Regions from separate parts of the Mus musculus genome. Here region 2 is linked to region 1. The links are chromatin loops, found by intact Hi-C in ENCODE. Cell type or tissue: left cerebral cortex. All regions are shown on one strand. Each heading gives the region's core, and the rest is flanking DNA. Links, peaks and the distances in the headings are about the cores only.

Region 1 (12,682 bases), core at 2,754-10,753:
AGATGTAATTTGCTCTTAAAAGTTCCTAACTTTTAAAGATAAATATAAGTTTGGACAAAAATACATTGATAGAATACTTACATTATAAGCCACATAGGACCATCTGGACACTTTTACTGGAACCCACATAGATGTCCCTTAATGTGAAGGAAATTAATTTATTTGCCTCGGTTTTTTTCCATTTTACAAATTTTCTTTCTTTTGTGAATTCTGATAAATACTTATCAACAATAACAAACACATGGTTCCTTACACACGGGCTGCTTTAAGAGATAAAATGCAGAAATGCACTCTTCGTGCTTAGCATCACCAACCAGTGTTCACATCAAGTAAGAATTACAAAGCCACTCAGCATCTCTAGCTTAATGGATTCTCAGTAGAAGGAAATCAGCATGACTTTCCCCATGCAAAACATTTACGTTACTACCACAGTGTATGCTTAAGAGCAAACTTATCAAAGGAATGATGTGTTAGTAACTCAAAAGAAGGTCAAAGAGTGAATGACGGAGAAATAAAGATGCTATAAATAATACACCTCTCTCTTTGGGTGACTATCAGGAAAAAACAAGGGGATGTAATGCCAAAACCTTTCTAATTATCCAATAAATTCCAGCACAAAACTTTTATCTTACAATTTGCCTTTCACTTTACCCTTTCAAACCAACTTGTTAGCACCCTGATAAGGAAATCAGTAAAAAATGGAACCATAATATTTGAAGTATTCCAATTTCCCACTAGTACCAAATACTAACTGTGGACTAACAATAGATTTATCAAAAATCATGAAAAGTTCTACTTTAAAGGTTATTACCACAAACCTGTTAGGTCAGAAATTATGGACGGATTTTCCTCAAACTGTTTAGCTGGGTGTCTTATAAAATGGTGATTCAAAACGGACAATTTCTTCTTAGGCTTTTGAGTTATCTAGAAAGAACATTAAATATCATCTAGATCATTTACATCATGACAATTTGATGAAGCATTTGAGTAAGACTCAATATTTACTCTTCCTGAGCCAGGCACGGTTCTAAAACAATACACTATTAACTCTAATCCTCAGAAAAATTAAAAAAAAAAAACAAACAAAAAACAAAACTAAGGCACAGAGAAATAATCTGTTTAAACTCACTCAACTATTAAGATTTGGGGCTATAATGCTCTGTTATAATGAAAACAGACTATCTCAAACACTAATGTTTTCTCCAGGAGGAAGAAGCCAGAGCCACAGCTCTTAAAACCATTCCCATGGAACAAAGATGCACTGCAAAATGACCCGAGGGAAGGCAGTTTAAGATGAGTCATATCAGCTTGTTCCTAACTCACAGAAGACCTGGAAGCTAATGAACACAGGCCTGTTAATGAAGCTGAAACGATTGCTACCACAACCCACCCAGCAGTCGTTAAGGAAGTGACAAAGTAGAGTGATGTTCTGTTCAGGGCATGGTGATTTCTGTGCTTGCTAACCGAACAACTGGAAACCAGGTCTGAAGAATTGATATACGAGGTCTCATTACAGCAATGACTCGACCTGGACAGTACACAGGTAAATCTCTGGTGAGCGTGAGTTCCTGAATGACTGTACATTTTGATCTTACTAATATGCTAAACTTTAAAACATGGTTCAAGGGAACCTAGTAAGAAAGATTATGATGTTCAAAATGCATTACTAAGAAAAAATATTAGTCTGTAATAAATATTTCCCATAAATTAAAAATAAAAGCCGGAGAAATATATATCAAACTCTGAACTGCTCAAAGAACTGATGGCAGAGTTAAAGGACCCTTTGCTCTTTAGTTTCACCACTTCCTGAACTAATGGTTTATATAGCACACCAGAAGATGCAAAGATATTTCCATTTCAGAACTTATTTAAGTTGATAGAAGGTCCAGGTTTCTCTTAGTATCCATTTTGAAATGAATTAAATCTATTAGTGCTAACAAAAGCCTTCACTTTGCTAAAACAAGCTTTCAGTTTAACAGTGCATACTTGTTTGGTATCGGCATCAATAAGATCAAAGAACGCTCGAATTGTAGTCAACTGCAATTGTTTACACCTAAAAAATAAAGGAAGCACATAAAATCTTCTTAAAACACATACTTTTTTTAAAAATTGAAATTGTTGTCATTTATTAAATCAAATTTATTTATTAATCATTTATTTATTAAAATAAAATATGTTAGAAATGATCATACTCTATTCTTTGAAAATTTCTTATCTTGATCATATCATCTACCCCTTGCTTCCTCCCCAACCCATCCCACATCTCCCACACCACACCTCCTTTCCAACTTCATGTCCTCCTCTTAAATTTAATTCACTTTTTAACTCGCTAATTCCAGCTAGTCCCACCCATATATGCATGAGTGTGGGGTAATCCATAAGGGAATGAGGACTCTACCAAACATACCTCCCCCACTCCCACAAGCTGACAACTGTCAGTTTTGATTCAGATATGCACAATTCTATTAGTTAATGGAGTGCATTATATTTCTTTAATGCTGTACACTAAAAAGGTTTCCAGCAGATCATTCTTACTAAGTGTATGTATTAAGGTTGAAACATAGAAAAGCAAAGCAAATGAAATCTTTCTGGGTATGATAGTAGAACAGCCTTTCTGCTGCCCATGTAACTTCCATACATTATATCTGCTTCCCCCTACATGCCTGAACTATGTGGATCTGGAAGACACTGTGGCTTGTACAGGCAGATGAAGGTAGGATAAAAGAATGTTTTTAAAAGATCTATTTATTTTATGCATACGAGTACACTGTAGCTGTCTTCAGACACACCAGAAGAGGGCATCTGATTCCATTACAGAAGGGTATGAGCCATGAAGTGGTTGCTGGGAAATGAACTCAGAACCTCTGGAAAAGCAGCCAGTGCTCTTAACCAGTTATCTCTCCAGCCCGAATAAAAGAATCTTAAAGCCAGAACCCAAGGAGCTAGACATAAGAGCCTTTGCTTTTCTTGATCCATATGTAATCTCTTATGTTTCTATATATTAAGTATAGATCTAGTTCTAACTGGTTTCCATTGCTGCTCCCTAGCAGCCATCACCACATTAGCTGTATCTGGGTGCAGTGACTGGCCAGGGGCTCAGAAGTTCGGTCCTCTGCAGGCACATCTGACTGCCCAGCTACGGCAAACCCTAAATTTAGTATTTGATGCTGAAGACAGAGTGATCTAGCTTCTTCAGAAGATGTTACAGGTTGTCAAGGAAACCATGGTCAAACAAACAAGAACCAAGTTTTGAGTTTTCAACCCAGTTCATCCTTCACTTTTGGACTTATTTATGGGTCAAATTCTATGAAAGATAGCAAACCGATTACTGCATCAGTGAGAAAGAAGCACTATAAAAATCAACAGTGTAATATGTAACTTACCACACGATGGAGAGGTGGTCTGTTGAGACCCAGGTCTTAGGCACTGCTGAGCTCTAAGGGGAAAAGGAGAAGAATTAAACTCAAGCACATCTACCATTTCCTATTGCTGGATTTTTCAGACTAATATTTAGAAACACATAATGTTAACTTTACTGTATTGTTTAATTCTTTGAATAAACTTATTACTTTTTACAAAAGATGATCCAAGTATATTATTTCCTATATAATGTAACTAACATCATTTCTGGTTCTCACAAGCTTCTATTACTTTTTTAAAACGAACATTAACACAGATCCTATGCTAAAGTTTAACATTTAACACAATTTAAAAACACAATTATAAAGTTGACCTTAACATTCCTTTAATAAGGAATCTTATTAGAGAATCTTATTAAATGCCACAGCTTTCTTACATAAAGATCTTTTTTTACTTTTACATAAATGCAAAAGGGACTGGGAAGGGGAGGCACTTGGGATGTAAATACATAAATAAATTTTTTCAAAAGTTCCAATAGATATTTCAGGATTTTAGTTTTGAGTAAACTACTACTTGGTTTATTCTAAGATGAGATTTTATAATCAGGAGTGTGCCTAATATTTATTAGCATATACTAACAACACAAAGTAAGGAGATTATGACATTTCCATACATTAACATAATATGTATTGTTCATACATATTATGATGATCAGTACATATTATGTACTGGTCTCTCTAACTCTGCACTCTATAACTCTTATTCCTCCCCACCCCTTTTATAAATTTATGGGTACTTTATATATTTGGGGACTACTGCTGATAAATTACTAAAAATCCTGACAATCAGAGTTCTCTTTGGTTCTAAGATTTAAATAGCTACCGAGCAGAGAAACAGCTCAGCTACTAGCAGGCAGCATTTACCATTATCAAGAACATAAAAGTGCTTTATTTTCTTTGACTTTATAAAGGCAACACACAAACACTAACCCTCCCTTCCTCTACAGCTCAAAGAACACTGCACAGGAAGGGCAGAAAGAACTGGGAGCCCACGACAAGGAGAACAGCTGTGAAAAGCCATCTTCTACGAAGTCAAGCCACTGCAAGCATGAGCCCACATTAGCCGCAGTTACTAGCATGCGGCCATACAAGAACTGCCCTGTCAGCAGGTCATTTATGGATGGAGGAGTCGCTCGTGAGGCCCTACTGTTGCATTATTGGCTACTGGCAGATGCTGAGCAGTTGTAGACCTACAGGTAAGGGATCATCAGGCTATTGGCAGATGCTGAGCAGTTGTAGATCCTACAGGTAAGGGATCATCAGGCTCCAAAGGATAGATCTACACTCATGGTCACACAGATAGCCCTGGTTAAACTCAGTGCGTCACAAATCAAAACACATGTGACTATGCGATCGATTTGTAAAGAAGGAGGTTGGCAGGGTGGGAGGGAGGTAAGAGGAATTGGAGAGTAATCAGAATATATTATATTTTTAATGCAATTGTCAGAGAACAAATGTAACTAATAAAAATAAATACATTTTATAAGAGTGGTTGCTCATGGAACCATTAACTGTCCACTAAAAGTCACTCATTCTTTACAACAGACAGCATGGCTAACTCCCTTGGCCTCTCTTGTTTTAGGAAGTAGCCGATTTCCTCTAATGAAAAGAAGTAATGGGTGCCTTTTCAACCCTGTGCTCTACCCGATTCTGATTTCTTATCAGCTGAACTAGTGGTCACTAAGATGAACTTGAAAGTAAAGTATTCCAGGTGGGTGTCTGGCATCAGCCCAGGTCCTGTATCAGAAATCACTCACTGACCTTCACAGTAAAACTCCATTTATATTTAAGATACTGTTACTTATATAGGAATATACTATAGCAATTTAACCTATGCTACAAACACAATTATGGTTGTAAACTCATCAATTTTCTAGACCCAATGAACATAAATCTAACTTAACTGCCGAGATAAACATTGAAAAACTGTTACTTCTTAATTGACTTTAATAGCACACATAAAAATGTGAAAAATTATAAACTACTTGAGAGTTAAAAGAGAAGAGTCCTAGCTGCATATGTAGCAGAAGATGGCCTAGTCAGCCATCACTGGGAAGAGAGGCCCCTTGGTATTGCAAACTTTATATGTCCCAGTACAGGGGAATGCCAGGGCCAAGAAGCAGGAGTGGGTGGGTAGGGGAGCAGGGCTGGGGGAGGGTATAGGGGACTTTCGGGATAGCATTTGAAATGTATATAAAGAAAATATCTAATAAAAAAAAAGAGAAGAGGTAAGTTCTACTATAGACAGTGTGGAAAAATTCTGTAAGTAAAATATTTTCATCAGAGATATATAAATATTGGCAGCAACACACTACCAAATGGATTAGAGAAAAAAGGAAACAAACACACACACACACACACACACAATGCATGTACACACACACACACTCACACACAAGGTCTGCTACTGACACTCATTTACCAGCAGGTATATACTATTTCCCTTTTGATGTTCCATTGTGTCTACTATATTACTATGTAGAATCTTTAAAATAATTACCACAACAGATAAGGCACTGGTGTAATGGCTCAATTTTGGTAGAAAAGTCAGTCCTGAACGAACTTGGTAATCCCGGAATCCTCCAGCCACAGAAAGTGTAGTCAAATTTATGTGCCGAGCATTTAAAATCCAATAGTTGTTTACATTCATATAAAACTCTGGAAGGAAATAAAAAAGAAATTCTGAAAAACAAGCCATTTCATGCAACAATGCTTATAATGCTAATATTTACCTGCATTTTTGCTTAAGCTATTTGGTCTATAAATAATGCTATTCCCATTTCCCTATTTTGAGAAATTTGCATATTCCCCCATGTTTGCAATCACAGTACAAATACTGAGACTTACTAAATGTGTCAGTAGAGAAAAAGGCCAAATTGTACCTTTCATTAAGTTCACACACAAACAGAGCTCTGTACCAAACAAGAATGATGCTCCACAAAACATGGCAAAGAAACTCTCATCTTCTTTCAAAGACCACATAGACTTTGCTAAGGAGTTGTAGACATTAGTGTCTTATATCCTGTGTTCAATCCCATCATGTTGTATATATTAAATACATGCATTTTTGTATATAAAGTGCCCTCAATAAAATGGTCTTCAAAAAAGACACATACACTTTCCCATGTCACAAAAGTGTTCCAGTTTTTGAAGGCTTAGCTACTCTGCTTTGGATAACCATTACCGCACGTTATTATTTAAGTTCCTACAACGACCAGGGCTGTACCATAATAATTTTAGGATTACACTTCTGAAGAAAAGCTCATGCTTAGGATTTTACCTATTAAATTTAGCAGTAAATTTAAAGTGGTAAGTTTCCAGGCAATCTTTCACTTCATGTATGAAAAGTAAGAAAAACGTAATGTTGATTACTCAGCTGAGACCAGAACAAAGGAAATCTCATTTCTTCTCAGCATCAAAACTTAATGCTTTGTGTTCCTCCATCAGACCCCATGCATGGCAATAAACATTTGCTCTACAAAGTTCTCAAGATCTCAGCACTAGGCACTTGAGGCATTAGCAAGTGTACCAAGATCAGACACATCGAGAGCCTTGGACAATTATCAATGGGGCTAAAAAATATTAAAGTAAAAAACAGGTGCAAAACTACTAAATTAAGTATTTTCTATTCTTTTCTTGACAAACTATTGAGAGAACTTAGTAAGCAGAGTTAAAGTTAAGGATTCTCAGAGACTTCAAAGCCACACACCGGATTATGAAAACACAGAAGAGAAGATCTCTGGTCTACTGCTGTATCTCCTCTCTCCTCCCAATCTAATTTTACCCCCCATCTCAGGAACCCTGTATGAAAGTCCAAGCTCCACTGAAGAGCCACACCCTGGCCGCAGTTCAATTTAGATTTGTGCATACCTGCTTTAGAACAAAGACATATAAGAGGCACACACAGGCCCTGGAAAGAGCCTGGGGGATATGAGTAAGAAAAACTGAGCTGGGCAGGAACTGCAAACGTGTAAACCCAGCACTGGGGAGGCAGGAGGATCCGGAGTTCAAGGACAGCTCCAGCTATAGTAAGTTTAGTTTAGTAAGTGGGCTACATGATCACACTCCAAAAGAAAATAACTGAGCAATCTCAGAGTTTAGTTTCCTGAATCATGGTCTGAGCATAAGAGCGTGAACCACAGGGAGATAAGCTGTTCAGGATACGCATCCCTCTTACCCTGTGAGAAGGCTATGGTCAGAGATGACCCTCTAAGGTCTGGCCCAGTGCAGGACCTCTTTCCTTTTTTTAAAGGTAGTATTTCTACCAAGTATAAACCGGGAATCTGTTAAAAGTTATCTATCTATCTATCTTATCTATCTTATCTATCTATCTATCTATCTATCTATCTATCTATCTATCTATCTATCTATCTATCTATCTATCTATCTATAGCACTGGGGGTATGGAGCACAGTCTGCAAGAAGGCCAGGAAGTCTGGTTCGTAGGCTCTCGGACACCAGGCGCCACTGGGTGCTGAGGAAGAGCTGAGAATAGAGTGGGGACCTGCGGGCAGGATCTAGCAGGGGCTGAGGGGGAAAAGAGGGAGGTCCGGCTGGCCCCATGGGGGGAAGTCCTTGGCTTGTCAGTGGGCAGCTGGCTTGGGCTTGGGTTAGCTTAGTTGTGGCTGGGAGTGTAGAGAGACCTTCTACGGGAGGTTAAATGGTGGCTCTAAAGGCAAAGGCCTCTATGGCTCCCCACAATGGATCCCAGTGAAAAGAGACAATCCATGGTTTTAAGGCATTTATTGTCATGGTGGAAAGTAGATGAGTAAAAATATACTGGCTTGTCAGGGCAGGCCTGAGATTAAATACCTTTTGCAGGGAGGAGTGTCTGGGAAGGAGAGTTTATTGGCTAAGTCCTCCAGGCCTTTAGGTGCCTCATTAAAATGGAGATCTATCTTGAGATCACAGGACACATCCCTGTGGAGGGCTTTGGGGCTTTGCCCTTATGTGACCGATGATCACAAATCTATGGAGGGCTGAAGCCTTATGCCAGCCAGGAGCCTGGTTCCTCTGGGAACAGGTAAAACACTTACCGTCCCTTCAAGGTCACTGGGGTTTCTAGCCTTAGCTCAACCAGGAACCAGGATATTTTTCACAATCTCATATTCACACACACACACACACACACGCACACACACACACACACACACACACACACACACATACACACACATACACACACACCACACACATCAAAAGCTTAAAACCCGTGACTACTTAAATATTTTTTCACTCTGATTCTGATTTAATGAAATAAGAAATCAGAAAGTAGGTTTCCTATAACTCAGGAAAAGCTCCCTAAGTTTAAGAATCACTCAGACTGGCAGTTTTAGAGGTGAACCATTGCTGTTCTTTAGAACAATGAGAACCTGGTGGTACTGAAAATACATTCTTCAGGGATGAGGATGCAGCTGAAGGGTGTACCATCTGTCGAGCAAATACAAGGGTCTAGTAGACAGTGAGCTCCCATTGCTGAAGAGGCCACGTGACTGAGTTCTAGAAGATGCTGAAATCACGCAGATACAGACCTGGGAGCTTCATCCCTAGCAGCTATCTAATAGTGCTAAGAGATGCTGTGCACCCTACCAAAGGGGGAAAGTAATTATCAATCGCACCCAGCTGTGAACCCTGAAAGTTACATCAATGCCCGGCCTGGAAAGACACGCCCACCTGCTGCAACAGTGGCAGGAACATCATGGGAGTAACCAATAACTTTCTGATCAAAATTAAGTCCTCCTCTACAAGAACACGTACCTTGCACCATTACTGGACTAGAAACCTATGGCTAGATACGTCATAGACCCTAGGGGAGTACCTACCATTATGCTGCTAAATGAACACAGGGTTAAACTGACTCTTTTTGACTTATTATTATACCTACAGATCCATGCACCTCTCAGCCTTCACCCTCAGAAGCTTCTGTGTGCAAGAGATGGTGGTTAACCCAGTGATCGGTAACTGGCCAAGGAGATGAGAAGAGTGGATTACAGAATTTCAGCCCTACAGGGAAGATATGTACTGCACCCTGTTTCCCATGGCTCAGGGATCATTGTAGAGGAGGGGGAAGAAAGAGTGTAATCACTGGAGGAAGTGGAAAACTGAAAGGAAGTGTTTGCTTGACACAGCAGGGCAGCTGCACTTCGGAATTTACAGTGGGTTTCAGTAGCAGCTTACAAAACCTGTGCAAGCCCATGCCAGACCAAATCCTAGCAAGGAGAGAAAACTTAGGCACACACCACCACACCAGATCACTAAGCTACTGGCAATTATTAGCTGCTGGGAGGAGAAATCATTTTTTCCCTAAAAGTGTAGCCTCGAGTGAACTGACCACTCTCCAATGCAAGGCCGTACGTCCAAGAATATTTGGGCAGCACAAATTGGTCTTGAAAAATTCACAAAAATGAAAGTCAAAATGGTGGGTAGGTAGAGAGTGGGGAAATGATCCGAGAAGTGTTGAGGGAAAAGAGTGAATATGATCAAAACTCTAAAAAAAAGAGAAAAAAAACTAAGAAAAAATAGTAAAATAAATTTAAAACAAAAGAATAAAAGAAAGAGGTTCAATCTTGAAAGATTAATTTTAAGTGTATTTGGAATCATTTTTAACTCAATGACATGGCTCATCAATATGTACTGTGCAAAATGTAATAGAAATGTTGCTAACATGTAATTTTCAGATTTTTATTCTTTTCCTAAACATACACTCATTCATGACTATTAGAAGCAATACAAAGGATTCGAACAATTTTAACAGCAACATTTCTTAATTTTATTATGGTACAGTTCTGACATGCTAAATTTCAAATAGGTAATTCTTAAAAGGCCAAGGATCGGTCCCAAAAATAACAAAGTTGAAGCTGTAGCACCTAAGAATAATTAAACACATACCACCCATGTTTAATGGCTGGAAAAAGAAAACCAATGGTATTTTCTATGATAAACCTAGATGGAAAGAGATTAGTGACACCGAGAATTGGAGGTGCTGATTTGCAGCTAAACTGTTTCACATTTCATTTAAGCCTGCACTTTCTCAGCATGCAAACTGGACTAATCCATTTTTCCAATATCCTTTTGGGCCCCCCAAAAGGAATTCTTTACCCCAATTCATCAATAAACACTTATAAGAGGACTGTTGTCTCATTCCCTTAAGTTGTGTTAATGGTTTGGTCACTTTATAAGTTATAGATATGTTGTCATTTTAGGGAATGATTACAAATAATGATGCTCATGGACAGAGAAAAAACAAAACAGGGAACTTAGCCTCAGAAATCTCTCTTTCCTCCTCCTCTTCCTCCTCCTCCTCCTCCTCCTCCTTACCCAGTGTCTCTCTCTCCCTCCCCCCCCCTTAGCTAAGGGGCAGGGGGTTGAAAGGAAAAACAGGGGATATAGTAATATTACAAACTAGACAAATACGGATGGATTATCTACTCTTAAACCAAAAAAAAAAAAAGAAGGTATAGTCATACTCTTACATTGGTACAGATTTTTATATTTTGATACAAAAATAAAGTTATATTTTGTTACACTGGTACAAAATTTAATATATTGGTATAGGTGTAAGGCATTCATTGGTATAAATATTTGTATATTAATACAAAAGTTAAGTATAATTTTGTTACAACATAATATATGTATGTTTCAACTCTTAAGACAGGCATTGTGCCTATGCAACTCACTTAAATATACAAGGTTTAGGGCTGGAGAGATTAAGAGCTCTGACTGCTCTTCAGGAGGTCTTGAGTTCAATTCCCAGCAACCACATGGTGGCTCACAACCATCTGTAATGGGATCCGGTGCCCTCTTCTGGTCTGTCTGAAGACAGCTACAGTGTACTCATAAAAATTAAACAAATAAATAAATCTTTAAAAAAAAATACAAGGTTTAGTCCCAGTCTTTTTAATAGCTGCTATTACAAACTGTTTAGGACAATTAAGTAATGCAAGTTAACAGTCAGTCAATCAAACTCATGGTTATGTTAAATTCTAGTCTGGATTATCACAGAAATATACACCCTGGGTTGTACAGATAACAGGTAGCTGGAAACACAACATTTGTTGATTCCGATATGCTATGAATAGATAAGTCTTCAAAAACCTCAGAGACTCACAGACTATGGATTTAAAGATGTTTTTATTAATTTAAGGCCTTTCTGACATTGAGACATGTCAGCTCTTGGCAGCACCCCATTCGATTAGGAAGAAGATGAGCATCAAAAGGCCTCCACATGGAATTGCTTCAACTGTGGCAAGCTAGCCACTGGGCACAGAAAATACCCTAACTTCATCTGCAGAAAGAATGCTGTCCAGAAAGGACAAACAGGGGTAGGGAAGTCAATCGCCAAGCTCTGCCAAGACAGGGTAAGCAATTACTGCTTCCTAATTCCTGCTTCACAAAGGTCTGTCAGATAGTGTGGGCCAAAAGGCTTAAAGATAGATGCTCCAGCATTATAGAGAATATGGGGGGACTATCTAAGTGTCAGCTGTCTCTGTCATTGCTTTATTTTTGGAAGCTGCATCCTGTGCTTCCTGAATACTCAGGTAGTATTTATCCCTTCTCGGGTCTCTGATGGGTTAAAGATTAGAAAGTCATAGTCTTACTAGAAGTTGTTTAGGATTTGAGAAGATGCTCTAGGTCTGTAAAGGTATTTAATAGGTTAGAAAATGATTTATGTACAGAACTCTGAAGTCACCAGGATATGATAGCTAATAGAATACTTTTTCCTGAGTTGTCAAATATAGACTAGAACTTTTCAATGTAACCCTTACCTAATAATTTTTATAATAATTTCATTATTGTTCCTACTATATATGGTTTATTATTTTTTAAGATTTATTTATTTAAAGTATGTAAGCACATTGTCACTCTCTTCAGACACACCAGAAGAAGGCATCTGATCCTATTACAGATAGTTGTGAGCCACCATGTGGTTGCTGGGAATTGAACTCAGGACCTCTGGAAGAACAGACAGTGCTCTAAATCTCTGAGCCATCTCTCCAGTCCCTGTTGTTTATTATTATAAGAGAAAGACCGTTTCTATTTAGACAAAAAGGGGAATTATTGAGGTTTGATCTTTTGCTATGTATTGTAATGCTAAATTCTGTACCAGAAGGTCTAGGCCTACAGTGAGTTCTTGAATTCTCTTTACAAGCTTTTGCTGTGCAAACCTTGTTCCTTGATTTAAAACTATTTGTTAAATAAAATTGGCTACATGCAATTACTAGAGGGATTAGAGATAGGTGGGTTTTGAATTACCTAGTTGGGGA
Region 2 (12,682 bases), core at 1,255-9,254, 470 kb after region 1:
TCCTAAAGTGCTCCAGAAAAGAAGATTAAAAAAAAAAAAAACAAACTCCTAAATACAACTTTACATCTTGCTTTCAAAATACAAAGAAAATTAAAAGGCCAAATTCTCACATGACCAGCAAATTCCATACCTATTACGTTTACAATAGCCTTCAGTGCTCCAAGAATGCTGCCCAATACTTCAGGGTACTCTTCACCCAAATATTCATACAGCACCACACCCAAGTGCCCCATCAGTTTTTCCTAAATAAAAGGAATGTTAAAAATGTTACTTTTTCCATTAAGATACCTGTTTTAAAAAATATACATCTGGTAGAATAGATTACCTCTTGACAAGTCTTCATAACAACAGCAGTTCGAGAAATCAAGTCAGCTGCTTGTTGCCTAACTTTTGCTGATTTGTTATTTAAACGCCATAAAACTGTACCACAGATCTGAGGCAAGTATGGTTTGACTCGTTTGCCAAGAGCATTAACTACTGTGCCAAAGCCATTCAACATTACTGAATCCTAAAAGAGAAAAGTTAAGTTATATTTAGAAAAACAAAAACAAATCACTAAAAATATATAATTTAGTTTTGACTGAAAGTTCATTGTTCAATAATATTCAATCTTTCCAACCACCCAAACATCCCATTTGTTTTTAAACCAAAAAATCTGAGGTAAAAAAACATGTTAAACTGAGGACAACTGGTCACTAAAATGTCTTTTAAGGGATATCTGCTTGGGCTGGAGAGATGGCTTAGCAGTTTAAGAGCACTGACTACTCTTCCAAAGGTCCTGAGTTCAAATCCCAGCAACCACATGGTGGCTCACAATCACCCGTAATGAGATCTGATGTCCTCTTCTGGTGTATCTGAAGCCAGCTACAGTGTACTTATGTATAATAATAAATAAATCTTTGGGCCATAGCAAGCAGGGCTGATCCAGTTCCCAGCAACGAGAGGATGGCTCACAACCATCTGTACAGACACAGTGTACTTATATACATAAAATAAATAAATAAATCTTTTAAAAAATATATAAAAGGGATATCTGCTTTTAAGAGTAGGTTTTCAAAAAATAAGAAATAAAAGTAGGTTTTCTACATAAATGAAAGTCAATGGCAATAAAAGTAGGTTTTCTACATAAATGAAAGTCAATGGCAATATGCCACAATAATCAAGTTTGTGACAGGCCAGGGTGATGGCTCGGCTGGTAAAGTGCCTGCTTCCAAGCCTCATGCCCATGCCCCAGGAGACAAGTGGTGATAGGAGACAACTGATCCCCAAAATCTCCTTCTAATTTTCACCCACACATATGCACACAAAATAAAATTTAAAAGCAAGGAAGAAGGTGGTTGGCTACCCTTACCTCTGTAGTCTGTTCTTGGAAAGCATAGAGAATACCATCAATCAGTTGTTCCTCAAGTTTATGGTCAATATCTGCTGCGCCTAGATTACCCATAATTTTCTCAATTGTTTCCATCACCATTTTCCTGTACTGCTCAGCTTCATCCTTCAGATCATCAACAATCCTAGATATGATCTCTGCTGCACCTACTTTGTTTGCCAACTCCACAGTTGTATCAACTAACTGAAAGACAAAAACAAAACTCTTTAAATCTATTACTTTTCCAAGGAAATAAAACATACTAAACTTTAATTGTGAGAGCACCTAGATATGGATCGTTCAAATTCCATGCCAGTCTGGATGGACAAGGCCCAAGGCAGCCCAAAACTTAAGATCCTATCTCCAAAACAAAAACAATTCTAAGTAAAACTATACTTAGGTTTCAGCTAGCTAAAGCTTCAATTTACCAGACAAAACCATCAGCTCATAGCTTAGTACTGTTGAGCTGGGAGGCTGAGGCAGAAAGACCAAGATTTTGAGACCAGCTTCAGCTACAAAGTAAAATTTTGTCTCAAAAGAAAAGAAACAAACAGGGCTGTAGGGAAGACTCAAAAGGTAAAAGGCACTTCCCAACAAATCTGATAACCTGAGTTTAATCTCCATGATCCATCTGGAAGAGGGAACTCTTGCCTGCTGCTCTCTTCACACATGCATGCCCTGAGGCACATATACAGACCAAGTAAGTAAGTGTAATTTAAACACAATACATATGCATATATACATACACACAGGGCCTGGGCTAGAAAACTGGGGATAGTGGTGGGGTTCCTTCCAGAAGACCCAAATTCAATTCCCAGGACCCACATGGTGGCTCATAACTGCAATTCCAATACAAGATCTGATGGCCTGGCCCCTTGCAGGCATGACACACACCAAATATAGTGCACAGATACATGTCCAAGCAAAATACTAATACACATAAAAAATAAACATTTAAGTTTTAAATACACTAGTTAATGGGAATTTCACATTAAATGTATGCTTTTAAAAGAAAAGGGGGGGGGGGCTGGTGAGATGGTTCAGTGGTTAAGAGCGTCGACTGCTCTTCCGAAGGTCCCGAGTTCAAATCCCAGCAACCACATGGTGGCTCACAACCATCCATAACGAAATCTGATGCCCTCTTCTGGAGTGTCTGAAGACAGCTACAGTGTACTTACATTAAATAAATAAATAAAATGAATAAATAAATCTGGAGGTAGGGGAGGGGAGGGGAGGGGAGGGGAAAAAAAAAAAAAGACACCCAAAAAGAGGCCAGGTGTGGCTGAGCACACCTTTAATTCCAGGACATAGAAGATGGCAGCAGCAGCAGATGGAGCAGTTTGAGGTCTGCAGAGTGATTTCTAGGCTACTTAGTGAGACCCTATCTCAGACAGACAGACCAAACAGAAAGAATGGACTTTAAAAATTCCATCTCTTGTCACAGTAAAGTACATACAAGTATAAATTTTAAGACAGTCAAAGCAAATTATAGCATGTAATATGCATTCTAAGTAGGTAAAGAATTAGTCAAAAAGATTTATGAGAATCAAAGTTTAGCAATAAAAGGTCACCTGTCGGTAATTTCTTCTATCCAAAGCCATTCTGTGTTGCCAAAAGTGTTTAAAGAAAGGTGGAAGAATCTCTGTTTTAATGTAGTTTGCTTCTACACCATCAGTTCCACAACACTGTTTCACCACCTATAAGGTTAATAAAAAAGAAATATATATATCAAATGCAGCACTGGCAAAACACAAAACAATCCAACACAGTTATGAGTAGGTACCAATACCTAATTTTCGTAATGCAATCCAAATTTTAGCAATGTATCTAACCATGTATCCAAGCTGTAATAACTTTTACAGTACAAAAATAGGTTTGATTTGTTTTTAATGTTATAAAGATCTCTCTGAACTTCCTAAAACATGCACATACCCACAAACTGAGCAACTAATTACTTACCTTCAAAACAATTTTCTTCATTTCTTCATCAGGAGACTGAAATTCTCGAATGAGGATTAACATCACTTCTCTAGTATAGTAGTTGGCATATTCTGCATCCATAAGAGGAATAAGATACCCAATAGCCTTCAAGAAAGCAGCCAGACCCTATTTAAAAATATATACGTTAGTAAATTAAGTTTCGGTTATCTTACTAGCAACAAAAACTGATCTAATGAGCGATTCACCTTTCCTCTGTGTTGGCGGATACCCTTCCATAGGGGCTTGAGCACAGAATCAAAAGACTCAATACCATAAGGAGTTGCTGCCTCAGCCAAAGCAGCAATGGCCAGAGCACTGATGGTCCGAACTTTCTGCTGCTCATCCACGAGACCTATACAATCAGACATGGTTATGAGTAGGTACCCACACCTAATTTTCATAATACAATCCAAATTTTAGCAATGTATCTAACCATGTATCCAAACTGCAATAATTTTTTTATAGTACATAAAATTTAGGCAATGGTAATTTGTTAACAGAAAATATTACAAACCCCATTTCAAAATTTGCGTGAGAAGTCTTTCATTTAATTACACATACACCTCTCCCCATCAGGACAGCTGATCTATAAAAGATACACCACTTACCATGTTCAATGATTTCAACCAAACTTCTGAGATGTGGCAAGATAGCACAGCCCATGAGAATGGCTATCTGTTGTACAATCTTAATACCAGTGTGCCTCGCTTGCCAAGACTTCTTGCTTTTGCACACAGCTTTTAAGAAAGGCAATAAAGAAGGGATGCCCAGGGCAGAGGCTACGACAGCAAAAGCTCTAGCTGTTGTGTTTCGGACATATTCATCCATGTTATCTATATCAGGTCTCATGGTAGAAATCATAGTAGCCAGACCAGCAGCCTAAAGAGAAAAGTGACAACAGCCACTTAAGTTAGTACCATTAATCCTCAACCCATCAAAAGACAAACTTCCTTTTCTAGGAATTTAATGTGAATACCTTTGCCAAATTAGAAATAATCTCTCGGCCTTCCACTCTAGCATAGTAATCTTCATCAATCAACAGTGGCTCGATAACCACAAGAATCTGAAAGAATTAAAAAAAAAAAAAAAAAAAAAAAAGAGGAATTACATACATTTCCACATCAATTTATCAAAGACATTTGTTAATTAAGGGATAGGTTAAACAATTTTAATTCCCTGGCAGTAATTGCACATTCCTTCAAGGGCAGCCTGGACTAAGTTCCAGGTCAGCCAGGGCTACATATACACACAAAGGAAAGTAACAACTTCCAGATTCCACACAGTGGAAAAATAGAACCAGAAAAATAAAAGTTAAACCATTAAACACTACTTCGAGAACAAACCAACCTTGTGCACATACGGCCGCACCAAGTCATCAAGTTTATACAATATTCTATCAATAACTTTCACAAGTAAATGTCGCTCTTGATCCTCAAGTGTAGGGGACATCAACAGAGGAAGAATCTGGTTAAACAGTGGTCCAGCTCCAAATTCTCGAGCTTTATCAGTAATCTGACGTAAGGCAGCCTGAGGAAAATCAGAGAAATGAGAAAAGTTATTTTTTTATGAGCAAACATTCCAAAGTGGCAATTTGCACCAGGAATAATATACTGTATACTTTTATAGACAATTTACATAAAGTAGTCTGAATTTGTTTCTGTCGAAATTGTTTTGATATTCAAACTCTTATCTAAGTTCAACATTAGCAACTCATTTTAAAAGGGCAATTCATTTAGTGGCAGGTGAGGGCTTAGAGGTAACGGTGCATATACCACCAAGCCTAATAATGACTCTATTGCAACTCTGAGATCCAGACAACAAAAGGAGAGAACCAACTTCCAAAAGCTGTCCTCTGAACTCCATGTTTATCCTGGAGCATGACCTACCTGTCCACTTGCACACATATCCTTGCACCATGCATGCACACATGCATGTGTGTAACAAATAAATAGATGAGCATAAAAGAAAAAAGGGTAACTTAAGAGGGCTAGCAAGACTCCTTCCTCAGTGGGTAAAAGGTACTGGCAGGTCACCAAGCCTGATGATCAACTGAGTTTAATCCTCACAACCCAGACAGCAGAAGGAAAGAACTGATCCTGCAAGTTATCCTGACCTTCCACTTGTGCTCCATGTGCACATGCCCATAAATAAGATGGTTTTTAAAAAAAAAAAAGAAAAAAAGGATAATTTGATAATTTAGTAGAGCTTTGGAGCCATGTGCCATATGCCTTAGTTCTGCTTGAACAACCTTCTATGTTCAAGTCATATTTGATGCTAATATAGGAAGTCATATTATATTCCACAAAATACCTCTAGGTTTTAAACACTTTAAAGCTGTCAAGGAGAAAAAGAATTTAGCCTTCTCATATCCTTATCAGAACAAAAATCCTTTGATTAGAAGAATTAAATTCATTGAGCCGGGAGCATAAGACTGTAATCCCAAGCAGCTAGTCCAGAATAAGAGGATCCAAAGCTCAAGCCCTGCCTGAACAAGCTTATGGCCAAGCTAAGCAACTTATCAGAAACCATATACAAAGTTAACAGAACCAAGGCAGAAGAGTGTCATGTCTTATTCTGCTAACTCCATCACTTAGGTAACTAGGTTTCAAAAAGACTTGCTATTGGTCTAAATCCAGCCTGGGCTACGAGTTTCAGGGCAGTCTGGGATAGTTCAAGAACCTATCTCATTCATAACCAACAAATATAATGAATATAACAAATCAAAAACCTAGAACTAGGAATCAGATGTGATACACAACTTCAATGTTTATTAAAGGGGATACATTATCTTTAATCTGAGCACTTGGGAACAAGGGGCAGGTGGATCTCTGTAGGTTCTAGGCCACCTGGTCTACCTATTATATATAGTAAATTACAAAACAAGTAGGACTATGTAGAGACCCTGTCTAAAAAAATAAAAAGCCAGGAAGTAGCAGTGCACACCTTTAATCCCAGCACTTGGGAGGCAGAGGCAGGCAGATCTCTGTGAATTTGAGGCCAGCCTGGTCTACAGAGTACCAGGACAGCCAGGGCTACCCTGTCTTGATAGAAAAATAAATAGAACTTACCTTTCTCATTGGAGGTGTACCATTCTTAATTTTTAAAAGCAACTTCATTATTTTTCTTTCTTTTTGTTCTTCTGGACTAAGTGTTGATTCATCTACATCAACCTACAATAAAATTTCAAAATAGATCAAATTTATGATTTGTAACTCCCAAACAAAGAGCAATACTTTAGTTTTGCTATCACCACTTACCAATAGTTTATCAAAGTACTGAATGTCATCAGGTTTTAAAAATGGAAGATTCCCAGATGGCTGGTCATTGACACTTTTCATAGTTCTGTCTTCAGTTTGCATGTGGAAACCAGTCATACCACCCAAAGGTGTAGGAGTTGCTGTCAGCTTTCGAGCTGGAGTTCGAATAGGAACATAACCAGCTGGAGGGGGAAGTACCTAAGAGAGTTATAAACATGTTAGTATAACGCCCTTGGCTTCATATACTCTTAAGACAACAGAATGAGTAGCATCTGCACTTAAGAGATTTTACAATGTATTAGCTAGCAAGTTTACCTGAAGAAAATATATCCCACTATGCAATGTTACCTAAAAGTTAAGATTATTATAGAAAATATTATTTGCTAATTAAAATTTAAGTGGAAAAGAAGAAAATATATGAAGCACTCTTTAAAAGATTCTCATCACCTTAACATGCTTGAAATATCATGTTGTCAAGCCAACATGTCAAACTAACAAAACTGGAAAATTTAAAACCCGATTCAGTGATTTCCTAAAAGACACTGTTAGAAATTCTACAATTACTCATTTCAGCGGAAATGAATATATGGTTTATGTAATAGATTAAAAAGATCATGCATATTACCATTTACATAAAGACCTAAATACTATAAAACATTTTTTAAGATTAAACTCTACAGATTTGACTTAAATACATGAGAGTAAAATTAAAGTATCTGTCAAGACACTTGGAAAGAAACACCAAATTAAACCCATTGCAAAAAAGAAAGTCTTAAAAATATGAGTTTAAAGCTGTAAGATTCTTTTTGTTGTTGTTGCTAATTACACTTTCTTGTTAGGTCAATAAAGACTAACACAGGTCCTCTCCAAACATCCTTAGTTGTCATATCTAAAAATGTCAATGATAGATATTTCAGTCCATGGGCAGCATGGACTATTGACTAAAAAAGAATTTATTCGCTGAGTCTTACAGTATGTCAAACACATTGCTGTCACTCTACATTTAGGACCTAAAGGTGTATTTAAGATTTTAATTAGTAAACTCACAAAAGAACAAATGTTCCTCCTATTGGTATTAAGGAACCCAAGGACTATAATTGAGAAATATATTTATTAGATTGTCCACATACAAAATATTACAAGGAGGCTATAGGTGGTTTGGTTTTTAAAGTTTTGCTGATTAATAGTGGTTAATCAAATCCTTGCCCTCCTGGGCAAATACTCTAGCACTAAGCAATACGACATGTGCATCTAAAGCAAATAATCTAATACTAGCTTAAGTGCAACGGGGGTAGCACACAAATCAGCACATTGTTTTGACAAAGTCAACAGAAAGGCTCTCTAAAGGCCATTCCTTGTAAGCCTGAGGTCTTGATCCGGACTCTAGCTATCATCACAGACAGCTCTTTGCCAACAAGTAGTTCCATGATAATAGGTACTTAGTTCAAAATAAACTTCAATAAACCCAAACTACAGAGTAAGGTCCTGTTGTAAAATAAAACAAAAAATAAATTTCAAATTATTGATAAAACATTCTTTGTGTCACCATCAATCTATGTCATTTAGAGACAAAGTTTTATTGAACTAACAAATAAAACCGGCATGTTATCTGAGCTCAGTCCCACAAAACTAATTTAGAGGTTCTCTAAGCACTGTCTGTGGACCTCCAGAAGCCCTTAAGATGCCTCACAGAAAGAGTAATAAATGCCAGTAGCGGTAGCATACCCTTCAAGACTCTATGCCTTTAAAGTCACCTGGTCTGTCTGTACCTTGAACTGCAGGCCAGCCATGGTTACATAGTGAGACACTGTCTCAAAAAGTAATGAGCTTTTGTTGTTTTCTCAAAGCAGATATTAGAAAAATGGCTCCGTGATTTAAAGCACTTGCACCTCAAAATGAGATCCCAGTGCTCACAGCTGCCTATAATTCTACTGGAAGGTTATACTCGCTTCTGCAGAAACCTGCACGTATTCATGCATATAATTAAAAATAAAATAGTGTTTTTAGACAGTTTTTAATTGTGTATATATGTGTGCCTGAATATAACTTTGTACACTTGAAGACAGAGCCTGGAAGGCCAGCACAAGACCTCAGGTTTCCAAGAGATCATTGCTGCTCTTTAAAGGCAATACATGTTCTTAACCACTGAGCCATTTCTCCAGCCCCCAAAATAAAAGTTTCTGCTGGGAGGGGTTTGAGGCAGAGTATCTTTTTGTAGCCCTGGATGGCCTAAAACTTGTTATCTGGACCAAACTGACCTCAAACTCAAGAGATCCGCCTACTTCTGACTCCCACCAATCATTAGGATTGCCAAAGTAATAAAAGCTCCATGTTACTTATTTCATCTCTATTACTTTTTCAAACTGAAATGCACTTACTAATACCTAAAAATATGAAATTAGTAAATTTCAGAAAGGCCAATGCTAATTTACCAGGCAACTTTTTTAACTAAATATTTAAAACTCATATCCTCAATACAACATAGTCATCATATATTCACTGCTAGTACCTTATATCCTTCTGGGAACATAGCATCTAATTCTTCATCAGAAAGTGGGCGGTTTCGTTCATCAATTTCTCTCTCCCACCGCCACGCCTGAAGCTGTTCAGGTGTCATGCTCATTATGTGACCTACCAAAAAAGCAAAATTGTTAATGACCAACAGTGTAAGACTTAGGCCCTTCAGATACAAAATAGTTAACATCAGTCCGTATCAGAGTTGTTTTTACATTGCAAATGCAAATCAAGGCAGTTATATATTTATATTTACATTCTTAATAGAAAAGCTAGCATTAGTGGAACCCAGAAAAAAAAAAAAAAAAACAGCAAAAAAAATTAAAATAGCTGTAAGAGAAAGAATGATGAAAAAAATTTGTACCTGGAGTCGGGGTAGCCATGTTCATGGCTGGTGTGCCAATTGGTGTTTTTCCTGGAGTCAGAACAGGAGTGCTTCCACCCATTTGACTCGCCGGCGTTTCATCCCAACGAGACTTTCTTTTACTTGCTCCAGGAGTTGGTGTTTCACCAATAGAGTCTCCACCTCGATCTGTTCGAGGAGTCTCAGCCCATCCACTTCCATGCCCAGGAGTATCTTGAAAGACAAAGGATCAGTAAAACCACACTATTAACACTCTTAAAATGCTGCTTCCCCTACATGCAATTCGATTAAGTTCAAAAGGAGTATATTTCTAAAACAAGATCCAGTTAAAGTTTTGCCCAGTATTTGTTTCCTTTTCACTGACTACAAAGCCACAGATATGAACTAATGAGAAACAGAAAAACAAAACTTTCTTCATCCACACCTCACTGTTCATCTTGAGCCATGTTCCAGCTATTTTCACTATATAGCAAACACTAGATTTAGGCAAATTTCTGAGAGAGATATAAAATATAGCCTGGCAGAAGCCAGAAAGTAATGGGAGAAAGGAAAATCTGTATCTAAAGAATGCAGTATGTTTGGATCACTGAAAAAAACATAGAAGTGAATAGCAGTCAAAGTCATAACTGTGCAACTCTGGAAATATTCTTAAAGCCACTAAATTGTGCACATTAAAAATGGTTAAAACGGGTGCATTTAAACACACACACACACACACACAGCGTACTCACAGGAGGCTGAGGAAAGAAAGAAGGCTAATAGTATCCACAACAATTTTTTTTAAGTTTAAAAAAAAAAAAGATTCTTCCTAAAACCTTCAGCCTCTTCAAAAGAGGGGAAATTAATTGAGTACAATATTACCTAAGTTTTTTAAATTTTAATTTAAACAAAGTTGAAGTGTGTTGCCTTTCTTTACTGTGTATGTTGGGGAGCACATGCCATGATACACATGTGGAGGTTAGAGGTTACCTGTGGAGCTGGTGTCTCCTTCTACCATGTGGGTCCCAGGGATCATACCCTGGTCCTCCAGTTTGGTTGGTGGCAAGAGCCTTTACCTCTGAGCCACGTCACCAGTCCAAAGTCGAAAGGTTATTAAGAAAGGTTCTAACAGATTTCAGCTTGGGTACTGAGACAAACAGTACAAGAAAAACAAGTTTTATAAACTTGGTAGGTTTAGGCACATCCACATCAGCTGGTTATTTATAGAAATCTATATTTATACTAGGAAATAAGGACCTCAGTCTGAAGACAAAATGCTGGAGTCAACACCTCATCCACACACTCATCTACACTGCACTAAAGTACCTACCTCTTTCTGTTTTGGGGGTCTCATCCCATCTGTTTTTACGAGCACTGGAAGTTGCACCACCATGGCCCGGGGTTGCATGGCCTGGTGTGTCGCCTCGCCCAGGAGTAGCAGCTCCCGCAGGTGTATGACTCGGTGTAGGGTCCCATATTTTTGAGCCTGGGGTTGCGCCAGGTGTTTCACTTCCTTTTGCACGACCCGGTGTCTCATCCCATCTTAAAGATGGGGTATGCCCAGGGGTCTGTACAAAGCAAAGGAATTTTGTTTCACATACCTATACACCTTAGAGATATAACTACAAATTTTCTATTGCACAAAAAAAAAAACAAAACAATAAATGTATCTTTCAGTGGAAGTTAGATATCATTTTGCTTACTGATTTGCAAATGCTTATGATGAAAACAAATTTACAGCTTTCATTTGGAACTGAACAATGTAAAAAGCACTAGATTAAAACACAAGGCTAGAGATGGCTCAACAGTTAAGAGCACTGGCTGCTCTTCCAAAGGACCCTGTTCAATTCCTAGCACCCACACAGTGACTTACAACTATCTGTAACTGCAATTCCATGAGAGTCAATACCCTAATACAGACATAAATGCAGATGAAAAAAATGCAAATTAAAATAAATAGAATTTTAAAGATACACAAAACATTCTGGGTTATAAACCTTTGTGAATATATATGTGTTGGTAATTTGCCATGAGCTGCTTAAGCTTGTAAAAGATAACTCTGAAAGAGAAATAATCCCCATTTTAGACCCAAGCATGTTTGTCTCAAACTATTTCCAAAACACATATCCTGGCTCAGGCTGACTCCCTTTTACAAGGGAAGAAGACAGAAGAATAGCAAAAGAGCCCAAAAATAAAACACTGTTCTTGAAAACAGTTAAATCGTCTATTATTTGCCCCATGATAAAAATGTCTGGCTATAGGACTGGAGAGATGGCTCAGAAGTTAAGAGCACTGTCTGTTCTTCCAGAGGTCCTGAGTTCAACTCCCAGCAACCACATGGTGGCTCACAACCAACTGAAATGGGAGCTGATGCCCTCTTCTGGCCTGCAGGCATACATGCAGGCAGAACACTGTATACATAATAAATAAATAAATAAATAAATAAATAAATAAATAAATAAATAAATAAATAAATCTTTAAAAAAAAAAATCTGGCTGCAGCAGGAAAGAGAAGGCAGTTCCGCCATGAGAAGACCCTCCCCTCCCCTCCCCTCCCCTCCCCTCTTCTCTCTCTCTCTCTCTCTCTCTCTCTCTCTCTGTTTTTCGAGACAGGGTTTCTCTGTATAGCCCTCCCTGGCTGTCCTGGAACTCACTCTATAGACCAGGCTGGCCTCGAATCAGAAATCCACCTGCCTCTACCTCCGGAGTGCTGGGATTAAGGGCATGCGCCACCACGCCCGGCTTTTTTATTTGTTTATTATATGTACAATGTAGTGTGTCTTCAGATACTCCAGAAGAGAGCATCAGATTTCGTTACAGATGGTTGTGAGCTACCACATGGTTGCTGGGATTTGAACTCAGGACCTTTGGAAGAGCAGTCGGCGCTCTTAACCACTGGCCATCTTAACAGCCCCACCTTTGTTCTCTTAACCAGGCTACTCCAGCGGTCTCCGTGCTTGATTCTATGAAACCCTGATTCAATGAAGTTTTATTTATCTGCTGTACCTATCAATCTATTATTTGCCATGGTTCTTTAACTCCTCTCTTTTTTTTTGACTTCTCTTTTAAAAAAAAAATTATAAAAAAAATTGTAAATTGAGAAAAATAAATCAAAATAACCAGAATAACCAGGCCTAAAAAGTCTACAAAGCTCACTAAACTTCTATATGGTTAGAACAGCCATTTGGAATGGAAGCTGTGTAGCTTTCTTTTACTCTT

Evidence for each region. Hi-C counts contacts between places; a loop is a spot of excess contacts. Peaks named below come from ENCODE experiments on the same cell type or tissue, not always from the same donor. Only the 100,000 strongest peaks of a DNase experiment are listed, where the experiment ranks them.
Region 2: a loop joins it to region 1, with 2.9 times the contacts of the local background. A loop is called at or near these places in 6 of 42 quality-filtered maps.

What each region holds. Positions count from the first base shown.
Region 1 is chr1:54,530,036-54,542,717 of GRCm38, forward strand. Pgap1 (post-GPI attachment to proteins 1) reads right to left here. Exons shown (of 27, transcript NM_001163314.2): 5 at 5,920-6,077; 6 at 3,384-3,436; 7 at 1,987-2,053; 8 at 819-924; 9 at 82-137. Gm51623 (a long non-coding RNA gene) reads left to right here. Exons shown (of 4, transcript XR_003947821.1): 2 at 4,367-4,615; 3 at 5,002-5,130; 4 at 9,306-9,927. Among named protein-coding and RNA genes, the nearest start is that of Gm51623, 17 kb to the left of the region's middle. In left cerebral cortex, for the core only: no CTCF peak of the experiment used is centred there; no DNase peak of the experiment used is centred there.
Region 2 is chr1:54,996,687-55,009,368 of GRCm38, forward strand. Sf3b1 (splicing factor 3b, subunit 1) reads right to left here. Exons shown (of 25, transcript NM_031179.2): 7 at 10,794-11,031; 8 at 9,485-9,697; 9 at 9,116-9,237; 10 at 6,607-6,804; 11 at 6,418-6,519; 12 at 4,697-4,876; 13 at 4,326-4,412; 14 at 3,958-4,228; 15 at 3,556-3,701; 16 at 3,329-3,475; 17 at 2,941-3,066; 18 at 1,352-1,573; 19 at 326-508; 20 at 131-242. Among named protein-coding and RNA genes, the nearest start is that of Sf3b1, 24 kb to the right of the region's middle. In left cerebral cortex, for the core only: no CTCF peak of the experiment used is centred there; no DNase peak of the experiment used is centred there.